Linked DNA regions of Homo sapiens: region 2 is linked to region 1. A link is an interaction called in ENCODE POLR2A ChIA-PET data of the cell type or tissue named here. Cell type or tissue: Panc1. All regions are shown on one strand. Each heading gives the region's core, and the rest is flanking DNA. Links, peaks and the distances in the headings are about the cores only. Region 1 overlaps ZBTB7A (zinc finger and BTB domain containing 7A). Region 2 overlaps ATCAY (ATCAY kinesin light chain interacting caytaxin).

Region 1 (5,285 bases), core at 286-5,285:
GTGCCCCATCTGCGAGAAGGTCATCCAGGGCGCCGGCAAGCTGCCGCGACACATCCGCACCCACACGGGCGAGAAGCCCTACGAGTGCAACATCTGCAAGGTCCGCTTCACCAGGTGAGCTGCCCGCCGCGGGGGAGGCGCCGTCCTGCTCTCTGCCCCAGCATCCGCCGCTCACGACCCCTCCCGCCTCTCTCCCTGCACCGCACGCACACATGCACGCAGACGCACACATACACGCACGTGCACACAGACACGTACACGCACAGACACATGCACGTCACCTACACATCCACACACACGCAGACACACATACACGCACTTGCACATATATACGCACATGCACACACATGCACAGACGCGTATGCCACGTACACATGCACACACACAGACGCACACACGCACACGCACACCACATACACATACAGACATGCTACACAGACACATGCAGACACAGATGCACACCACATACACATCACATACACATGCACGCACACACACGCACACCGACATGCGCGCACACACACGCACACCACATACACATCACATACACATGCACGCACGCACGCACGCACACACGCACACCCAGGCACGCACACAGATGCACACGCACCCCCAGACATGCATGCAGGCACATGCACACAGACACGTACATGCGCACACATACATGCACATGCATGCAAACATGCACCCACAGACACACATATATGCACACACACGCAAACAGACACACCCCACCTCTTGGGCCCAAAGCCAACGAACGCTTCCCTGACCCACGTGGCTGTTAAGAACAGCCTAGACCAGGCCCTGCCCTTGTGGGTGGACATCCCGGTGGGTGACAGCACAGGCCAGACATAAGATGACAGCCACATCATATGCAAAGCGTGCCGGACAGGGTTGAGCTGCGGGAGGTGGGCGGGAAGGCACAGTCGTTCTTCCTTCCTGGAGGGCTGGTTCTTCTCTTCTGCACTTTTGGATTTTTTTCTTTTTCTGCTTTGGGAGAGGGTGACAGGCCCTCAGGCTTAGGGAGGGACAGCCCAGGCCGTGGAGCGGCTTCTGAGTTTCCCGTGAGCCTGGGTCATTTGCTTCAATCAGCCAACATTTATGAAGCGTCTGCTGGTGCCAGGCCTGTTCTAGGCGCCGGGGACAGGCCTTGCCGGAACCTGAAGGAGGGGAGGAGCAGCTGTGGGAAAGGGCGTTCCAGGCAGAGGGAACAGCCAGTGCAGAGGCCCTGAGGCCAGCTCAGCTTGAGAGATCACTGTGCCCCCCTGGGAGCCACAGGACTTGGTCCCTAAACAGCAGGAGTTCAAGGCCAGGCCCGGGCAGTTTGCAATTCGGTCTCAGGAGTCCAGAGGTGGCTGGCTGGGCCTCGTAGATCCGGGGCGGGCTGTAGCGGTGGGGGCAGGGGGCTGGCAGGCAGGGACCTGGCCAGGCTGGGTGACTCAGCACCACCCCCTGCCCCCCGCCCGCCCTGGGGTTCCCCCAGCCACGCCCACCGAGGCTGAAGAAAGAGGCCATTGTCCCAGCTTCCCAACCCCACCCCGTGGGGACAGGAACTGGGACTGACCCCTCCCCAGCACCCCGGCCCCCTCCCCAGCAGGCCAGGAGAGGAAGGTGCGGCCTGGACTCCGGCGCCCAGGAGTGCCAGGCAGGGGGCAAAGGGCACTTTGGGAGGCAGGCAGTGTAGCTGGTGGTTTGTCCCTCCTTGGTGAGGTTGGGGTACTGGAGGTCTTGGGGGGCTCCTCTTCCTCCAGGCAGGGGTCACTGTGGGTTCGTCTCTGAGCTCAGGAAGAGCAGCTTGGTGGGGTGCAGAGAACTGGGGTCTGCAGAGGGGACCAGGCTGAGCGAAGGTGGTGACCCCCACCCTGCCTCCCTGGCCGCAGGCCACAGGCCCGGTTTCATTCTGACTCGGGCACTGCTGGCTATCCCACCCGACCCGGGGCTGATCCCCTCAGTCAGAGAAACTGAGGCTTAGAGAGGGACAATTGTGGAGACCTCTTCCTCCCACCCCAATTTAGACCCACCTGCTTCCTCTTTTCCCCCACCCCGTGCTCTGGTCCCCCCTCCCCAGGACACCAGCACCTCCACCCTCCAAAAGCCTGGGAGCCCGAGGCCCCTCTGAGTCACAGCAGGGCGTTGAGTAAGTGGGGCCTGTGGTGGCCGGGGCTATAATTACCCAGGCTGGGGCTCGGGGTGATGAAACTAGGGATACCTCCGCCCCCACCCCGCCTCTGCGTGGCCCTCTGGCCTGCTGTGCAGCTCCAGGCAAGTCCCTTCCTCTCTCTGGGCCTCCCAGGCTCATCTGGGGAGTCTCTGCACGGTTCTAGAAAAACCTAGTGGCTGCCATCCCCTCTGTGACCCCGGCCCTGTGCCAGATCTGGGCAAGGCAGCCCGGAGACCTTGCCGTGGGCTTTGCAGAAGGTGATCAGTAAACCAGAGGCCTGGAGGCTGGTAACAGACCTGGTTAGGCCAGGGTTCTGTTAGCAAGTTACCACGTTCTGTTGGCTTCAGTGGGGCAGCAAGGCTAGAGATAAGGTAGGGGTCTGGTTGCCAAGGGCCAGGCCTTGACCCTCAGGGCAACAGAGCCAAGGAGGGGTTAAAGTTAGGGACACCAGCTCTGTAGCTGGTGCCAGAGGGAGGGACTTAGGGCTGGAGGAACCCAGAGGGGAGCCAGGTCTTTGGGAATTAGGAAAGGTAGAGGGGCATTCAAGGTAGGGCTTTGAGGGATGAGTAGGAGTTTGCCAGTCCCCACACTAAAGAAGTCTTCAGTCTATTGAGTGTGAGAAGGAAGAAACCCGAGGTGGCTCAGATGTGGGGCACAACAGGCAGCAGCAAGGAGTAGGTCAGGTTCTAGCCAGGGCTCTTGAGACCCAGGGCTCCCTCCTGCCCTCCGGATCCCAGGAAGGAGTACACTTTATTACTATAGATTGGCATCACTCAATGGGAATAGGCAAGACACCTACTTTTTTTTTTTTTTTTTTTTTTTTTTTTGAGACGAGTCTTGCTCTGTCGCCCAGGCTGGAGTGCAGTGGCACGATCTCAGCTCACTGCAACCTCCACCTCCCAGGTTCAAGCGATTCTCCTGCCTCAGCTTCCCAAGTAGCTGGGATTATAGGCGCCCACCACCATGCCGGCTAATTTTTGTATTTTTAGTAGAGACGGGGTTTCACCACGTTGGCCAGGCTGGTCTCGAACTCCTGACCTCAGGTGATCTGCCCGCCTTAGCCTCCCAAAGCGCTGGGGTTACAGGTGTGAGCCACCATGCCCGGCCAGCAAGCCACTTACATATTTTTACATTTTCTGACAGCCCCGTTCAAAAAAAGTCAAAGAGAGTTGGTGAAAGTGACTTGAAACATTTTACCTAACCCAGTAGATGCATTTCCATGTGTAGTCAATGTGCACGATCCTCATTGAGCCATTTTACATCACCTTTTGCATATCAAGTCTTCAAAAGCTGGGGTACCTTTTGCACTTCCAGCGCACATCAGTTCAGAGTGGCCACATTCCAAGGGTTCAGGAGCCACCTAGGCCACAGGCACCCCACTGATATGGTGACCGGCTTTGTAGGCTAGAGGCTCCAGGCTAAGCTGGGTCCACGCTGCCCCCATGGGGCGAGACAGGCAGGGAGGGGCCCTCAAGTCACACCCAACCCCTGCCTTCTCGGGGCTCACAATCCAATCAGGGAGACAGAGGAGAAACAAGGAAATCAACAGAAACAAGAGAGACCGGCCGGGCGCGGTGGCTCACGCCTGTAATCCCAGCACTTTGGGAGGCCGAGGCAGGCGGATCACTTGAGGTCAGGAGTTCAAGACCAGCCCAGCCAACATGGTGAAAACCCTGTCTCCATTAAAAATACAAAAATCAGCCAGGTGTGGTGGCGCACGCCTGTAATCCCAGCGTTTGGGGAGGCCGAGGCGGGTGGATCACCTGAGGTCAGGAGTCCGAGACCAGCCCGGCCAACATGGTGAAACCCCGTCTCTACTAAAAATACAAAAATGAGCCAGGTGTGGTGGCAGAGGGCCTGTAATCCCAGCTACTTGGGAGGCTGAGGCAGAAGAATTGCTTGAACCCGGGAGACGGAAGTTGCAGTGAGCGGAGACCACACCACTGCGCTCAAGCCTGGAAGATAGAGCGAGACTCGGTCTCAGAAAAAAAAACAATAGAAGAGTCAGGTGGTGATGACAGGAGGATGGAGACAGGGCTGGGGAAGGAGGTGACATTTGAGCCCAAATTTGACTGTGAAGATCCAGGAGGAAAAAAGAAAGTACCCCGGACTGCGGGAGCAGCACATGCAAAGGCCCCAGCGTAGCTTGTGCTTTGCACCTTTGCACGTCAGGGTGGAGCCCAGATAGGGGAGTGACGCTGAAGTGAGGGGAGAGTGGGCAGTCCTGGGTGTCGTGGGGTGGGGACTTGGTTACTAGGGTGACCAACTGCCCCACTTTGTCCCGGACAGAGGGGTTTCCCAGGATGCAGGACTTTCAGTGCTAAAACCAGAACAGTTGGTCACCCTATCTGTCACCAAACACCTCGGCCGCCGCCAGCCTCGAGAGGGCAGGGATGTTTGCCTGTCTTGTTCCTTGCGGTATTTTCAGCACCTGGAACAGGGCCTGGCCCTCAGCGGGCGCTCGGCAAAGGTCTGTGGCATGAATGAAGGCACCAGGCACTGGCTGGCCTCATCCTACCCCAGGGGTAGGGGCAGGATGGAGTGGCAGAAGCCCACTGTCTCCTTCTGTGGTAGGGAAAGGGGTTCATGGCGGGCGCAGTGGCTCACACCTGTAATCCTAGAGCTTTGAGAGGCCGAGGCAAGAGGATCACTTGAGCCCAGGAGTTTGAGATTAGCCTGGGTAACGTAGCTCAACCCCCATCTCTCAAACTTACATATATATATATATATATATATATATATATATATATATATACACACACACACACACACACATATAGTTTAATAGCTATTTAATAGGGTGTGGTGGTGCGTGTGCTACTCTGGAGGATGAGGCAGGACGATGGCTTGAGCCCAGGAGTTCGAGGCTGCAGGGAACCGTGATCACGCCACTGCCCTCCAGCCTGGGGGACAAAGCCAGACCCTGCCTCTCTTTTTTTTTTTTTTTGGAGACAGTCTCATTCTGTCACCGAGGTTGGAGGGCAGTGGCGTGATCTGGGCTCACTGCAACCTCCACCTCCCAAGTAGCTGGGATTATAGGCCTGCGCCACCACGCCTGGCAGATTTGTTTTTTGAGACGGAGTTTCGCTCTTAAAAAGTGAAATTTTTTTTTTTGAGACGGAGT
Region 2 (5,439 bases), core at 263-5,262, 120 kb after region 1:
GTGTCCTATGGCCTGACCCTGACATTAAGACTGGTTCTCGTGGCGTCAAGGAAGCGAACTCACCCACCCCCGCCCGCACAGCAGCCCTAGAGGCCGGGACCCTGCGGGGAGCTTCGTTTTCCAACGAGGTCAGGGCCAAGGTGGGCTTAAGATCCTTAGCAGTGAATCACAAGATAGCCTTGCCCAGGTGACCGGGGGCCCAGCCACAGGATCTCAGCGTGACACCAGGGACCATTCATCCCGTGCCTGCCTTGTGGGTGGAGTCATTTGACTGGGGGCCGGCGGGGCGGGGAGGGGGTAATGGGGAGGAATGACACTCTGCTGCTTCTCTCTTCTACTGGTAAAGGGAAAAAGTATTCTCTTATTAAATGTTTTAATTTTTTTTTTTTAATTTCAGATGGAGCCGGGTGCAGTGGCTCACGCCTGTAATCCCAGCACTTTGGGAGGCCGAGGCGGGCGGATCACGAGGTCAGGAGTTCGAGACCAGCCTGGCCAGCATGGTGAAACCCCGTCTCTACTAAAAATACAAAAAAAATTAGCTGGGCATGGTGGCACACGCCTGTAGTCCCAGCTACTTGGGAGGCTGAGGCAGGAGAATCGTTTGAACCTGGCAGGTAGAGGTTGCAGTGAGCTGAGATTGTGCCACTGCACTCCAACCTGGGCGACAGAGCGAGACTCCGTCTCAAAAAAATAAAATAAAATAAAATAAAAATAAATAAATTTGAAACAGAGTTTTGCTCTGTCACCCAGGCTGGAGTGCAGTGGTACCATCTTGGCTTACTGTAACCTCTGCCTTCCAGGTTCAAGCAATTCTCCTTCGTCAACCTCCCCAATAGCTGGGATTACAGGCGAGCACCAACACGCCCAGATAATTTTTGTATTTTTAGTAGAGACGGGGTTTCACCATGTTGGCCAGGCTGGTCTTGAACTCCTGACCTCAGGTGATCTGCCCGCCTCAGGCCTCCCAAAGTGCTGGGATTACAGGTGTGAGCCACCATGCCCAGCCTACATTTTTGAATTTTTTGAGACAGGGTCTCGCTCTGTGGCCCAGGCTGGAGTGTGGTGATGTGATCACAGCTCACTGCAGCCTCAACTTCTCACACTGGGGCGATCTTTCTGCTTCAGCCTCCCGAGCAGCTGAGACTACAGGTTCGCACCACCACACCTAACTTTAAAATTTTTTGTAGAGATGGGGTCTTGCCATGTTGCCCAGGTTGGTCTTGAACTCCTGGCCTCACGTGATGATTCCTCCAACTCGGCCTCCCAAAGTGCTGGGATTACAGGCATGTGACGCCTCTCCCCACCAGAAAATAATTTTTCTGATGCTTCTTAAAACAGTAAGGCTGACTTTGTTGAGGCGGGTGAGGGACTACTACCATGGGGTTTTGTAGTATGGGAGGGAGATTGAATTCAATCTTCTCCCTTTCCACCAATACAAGGAAAAGTGGGAAATTATAGCCCAGGAGCAGGGGGGTGATCAGAGGATGGGAAGTGACTAGGAAGGTGGGGTGATAGGATGGCCAAGTTTGTATGTCTGTATGCAGTAAGAGATCAATACACCAAAGAGAGAGAGAATTTTTAAGAGATGAGGTCTTGTTACATTGCCTAGGCGGGTCTCTAACTCCTGGCCTCAAGTGATCCTTCCTCCTTGGCCTCCCAAAGTACTGGGATTACAGGCTTAAGCCACCACGCCCGACCAATGATGTACTTTATGAGTCCTGTTAACAGAATTGTGACCCTGGACTTCAAGAGCTTTTGCAAAATGGACTGGAAATCTTGGGGTATTCATGAGGAAAGCTCAGAAAAAGCAGTCAGCCACAGGATCTGTGGCAGTGCAGCGGGGTGGCTATGTCTGTGGCCAGAGCTCCTCCAGGTGCTCAAGCAGGCACCCAGGAAAGCCCGGCTCCTGGGCTTCACCTCTGGCCCAGTTTCGGTGGCAAGAATTTCCTGGCAGCCTCTTGGTGGGGCACGTGGCCCAGGGCCTCAGGTGACAGTGACATGCCCAGATAAAGGCCCTGGCAGGGCACCTCTGGGAGGCCTCCCTGTGCCAGCCCACCCCGGCAGGAAGGAGAGGGAGAAGCCACAGGGGCTACAAATGCCTGCCAGTCCCCAAGCAGTCCCAGGTCCCAGGGTATTGATTAGCGACCTCACTGCCCCACGGTGCAGTGATCCCATTTACATGAAATGCCCAGGACACGTCAATCCACGAGGACAGGAAGGGGACGCGTGGGTGCCAGGGGCTGGGGGAGGTGGGTGGGGATGACTGTGGCTGCTGGGGACAGATTTACTTTTGGGGTAATGGAATGTTCTGGAATTTAATAGAGGTGGTATTTGCAAAACATTGTGAAGAATGTACTCTTAAAAATGGTTAATTTTAGGCCGGGTATGCTATGGTGGCTCACGCCTGTAATCCCAGCACTTTGGGAGGCTGAGGTGGGCGGATCACGATGTCAGGAGATCGAGACCACGGTGAAACCCCGTCTCTACTAAAAATACAAAAAAAAAATTAGCTGGGCGCAGTGGCGGGCGCCTGTAGTCCCAGCTACTCGGGAGGCTGAGGCAGGAGAATGGCGTGAACCCGGGAGACGGAACTTGCAGTGAGCTGAGATCGCGCCACTGCACTCCAGCCTGGGCGACAGAGTGAGACTACATCTCAAAAAGAATGAAAAAACAAAAAAATGGTTAATTTTATATTAAGTGACTCTCATCTTGATTTATTAAAAAAGTGTCTGTTTGGCCGGGCGCGGTGGCTCACGCCTGTAACCCCAGCACTTTGGGAGGCCGAGGCAGGCGGATCACGAGGTCAGGAGATTGAGACCATCCTGGCTAACACGGTGAAACCCTGTCTCTACTAAAAATACAAAAAATTAGGTGGGCACGATGGCAGGCGCCTGTAGTCCCAGCTACTCAGGAGGCTGAGGCAGGAGAATGGCATGAACCCGGGAGGTGGAGCTTGCAGTGAGCCGAGATGGCGCCACTGCACTCCAGCCTGGGCGACAGAGCCAGACTCCGTCTCAAAAAAAGAAATGTTTGCAGTGGCTCACTACTGTAATCCCAGCATTTTAGGAGGCCAAGGTGGGAGGATCGCTTGAGGCCAGGAGTTCAAGACCAGTCTGGGCAACGTTGTGAGACCCCCGCCTCCTTGCCCCCCACCATCTCTACCAAAAAAAAAAAAAATTAGCTGGGTGTGGTGGCCTGCTTCTGTAGTACCAGCTACTTGGGAGGCTGAGGCAGAAGGATCCCTTGAGCTCAGGAGGTTGAGGCTGCAGTGAGCTGAGATTGCATCACTGCACTCTAGCCTGAGCAACAGAGGAAAACCCTGATTAAAAAAAAAAAAAAAAGCCTGGGCACGGTGGCTCACCCCTGTACTCCCAGCACTTTGGGAAGCCAAAGCAGGAGAACCACCTGCGGTCAGGAGTTCGAGACCAGCCTGGCCAACATGGCGAAACCCCATCTCTACTTAATACAAAAATTAGCCGGGCGTGGTAGCGCGCGCCTGTAATCCCAGCTACTCGGGAGGCTGAAGCAGGAGAATTGCTTGAACCCGGGAGGCAGAGGTTGCAGTGAGCTGAGATTGTGCCACTGCACTCCAGCCTGGGTGACAGAGTGAGACTCCGTCTCAAAAAAAAAAAAAAGTAATTATGATAATAAAAAGAAAGTGACCAAATGATGAAGACTTTAATTTCGTCCTGGGTTTTTCTGCAACACTGGTGGCGCCGATCCGGCCCTCAGGCCCCTCTCTGGCTGCCCCAGGCCTTGCTCCCCGTGGGTCACTCTGCCGGGGACACCCCTCCTCCTGCTGGCTTGGCTGACGGCTGCTTGTGTATTAGTTCTCTGATCAGAAAGGTCCCTTCCTCCTGGTCCCCAGGAAGGCCCCAGGTCCCTGGGTTGAGCCCACCCCTTGGGCTGGGAGTGGTGTGAGGGACTGGACCCCCTGTGCCCCGAAATGAATGAAAGAGCGAGTGAGGTTTTCTTTACTGTTGTTTTTTTTTTTTTTTGAGACGGAGTCTTGCTCTGTCACCCAGGCTGGAGTGCAGTGGCACGATCTCGGCTCACTGTAAGTTCCGCCTCCCGGGTTCACGCCATTCTCCTGCCTCAGCCTCCTGAGTAGCTGGGACTACAGGTGCCCACCACCACGCCGGGCTAATTTTTGTATTTTTAGTAGAGACGGGGTTTCACCGTGTTAACCAGGATGGTCTCGATCTTCTGACCTCGTGATCTGCCCGCCTCGGACTCCCAAAGTGCTGGGATTACAGGCGTGAGCCACCGCGCCCGGCCTTCTTTTCTGTTTTTTTTTGGTGGGGGGTTCGGAGTCTCTTTTGCCCAGGCTGGAGTGAAGTGGCGCCATCTCGGCTCAGTGCAACCTACGCCCCCTGGGTTCAAGTAATTCTCCTGGCTCAGCCTCCCGAGTAGCTGGGATTACAGGCGCGCACCACCACGCCTGGCTAATTTTAGTATTTTTAGTAGAGACGGGGTTTCACCACGTTGGCCAGGCTGGCCTCAAACTCCTGACCTCAAGTGATTCACCTGCCTCGGCCTTCCAAAGTGTTGGGATTACAGGCGTGAGCCACCGTGCCTGGCCGTGAATGGGGTTTTCAAGAAACCTCTCAGGGTAATCAGAGACCCCGTGCAGTAGGATAAAGGAGGGGGCTGTCACCTCCAAACTGGGAGCGGCTCCCCAGGATCCCAGCACCAGCTCCACCCTCTTTGTCCCCTCCATCCACCCACGAAGACCCCACCTTTTCCCCTAAAGGGCACCTGCCGGCATAAACACAACTGGAGCACAGTAGCATGACTTTGGGACCTGCTGGTGACAGAGACATCAAGGTGGGTATGACATGGCCACCGCACAGTGTCCCCACTGGGTGGATGGAGAGAACTGGCAGGCGTGATCGTGGCTCACTGCAGCCTCTGCCTCCCGGGTTCAAGTGATTCTCCTGCCTCAGCCTCCTGAGTAGCTGGGATTACAGGCGTGTGCCACCACGCCCGGCTAATTTTTGTATTTTTAGTAGAGACGGGGTTTCACCATGTTGGCCAGGTTGGTCTGGAACTCCTGACCTCAGGTGATCCTCCCGCCTCCGCATCCCAAAGTGCTGGGATGGCAGGGGTGAGCCACTGGGCCCTGCCTGTTACTAGTACTCAAAAGGAACAAACCTCCCTTCTCAGTGATAGTTTCTTTATTCCACATAAAAGTCCCCCCAAAGCTCATGGAGACGACGTCTTAACATCACGACCGTCGTCAATCGTAGTGATCATTTCTGTTCTGAAAAACCGCAAAACTCATCGTTGGAAGGATGGGCTGCTGACCAGGACTTTGGGGGAGGGTTTATGACGCATCCCATGTGTCACCAGAGGGAAACCCAACATCCTTTTACGAGGAGGGGTCGGGGTCCATTGCATTTTGGCCAAACCACACCCCCCACCCTGATACAAATCCAT

Evidence for each region. Peaks named below come from ENCODE experiments on the same cell type or tissue, not always from the same donor. Only the 100,000 strongest peaks of a DNase experiment are listed, where the experiment ranks them.
Region 2: POLR2A ChIA-PET joins it to region 1 with 12 read pairs; 3 of 35 experiments call an interaction of 5 or more read pairs at or near these places.

The regions. Positions count from the first base shown.
Region 1 is chr19:4,048,800-4,054,084 of GRCh38, reverse strand. It overlaps ZBTB7A (zinc finger and BTB domain containing 7A), which reads left to right. Exons shown (of 3, transcript NM_015898.4): 2 at 1-114. Among named protein-coding and RNA genes, the nearest start is that of ZBTB7A, 15 kb to the left of the region's middle. In Panc1, for the core only: no CTCF peak of the experiment used is centred there; no DNase peak of the experiment used is centred there; H3K27ac peaks cover 651 bases.
Region 2 is chr19:3,927,803-3,933,241 of GRCh38, reverse strand. ATCAY (ATCAY kinesin light chain interacting caytaxin) reads right to left here. Exons shown (of 13, transcript NM_033064.5): 13 at 5,160-5,439. NMRK2 (nicotinamide riboside kinase 2) reads right to left here and starts at 173. Exons shown (of 8, transcript NM_170678.3): 1 at 64-173. In Panc1, for the core only: no CTCF peak of the experiment used is centred there; no DNase peak of the experiment used is centred there.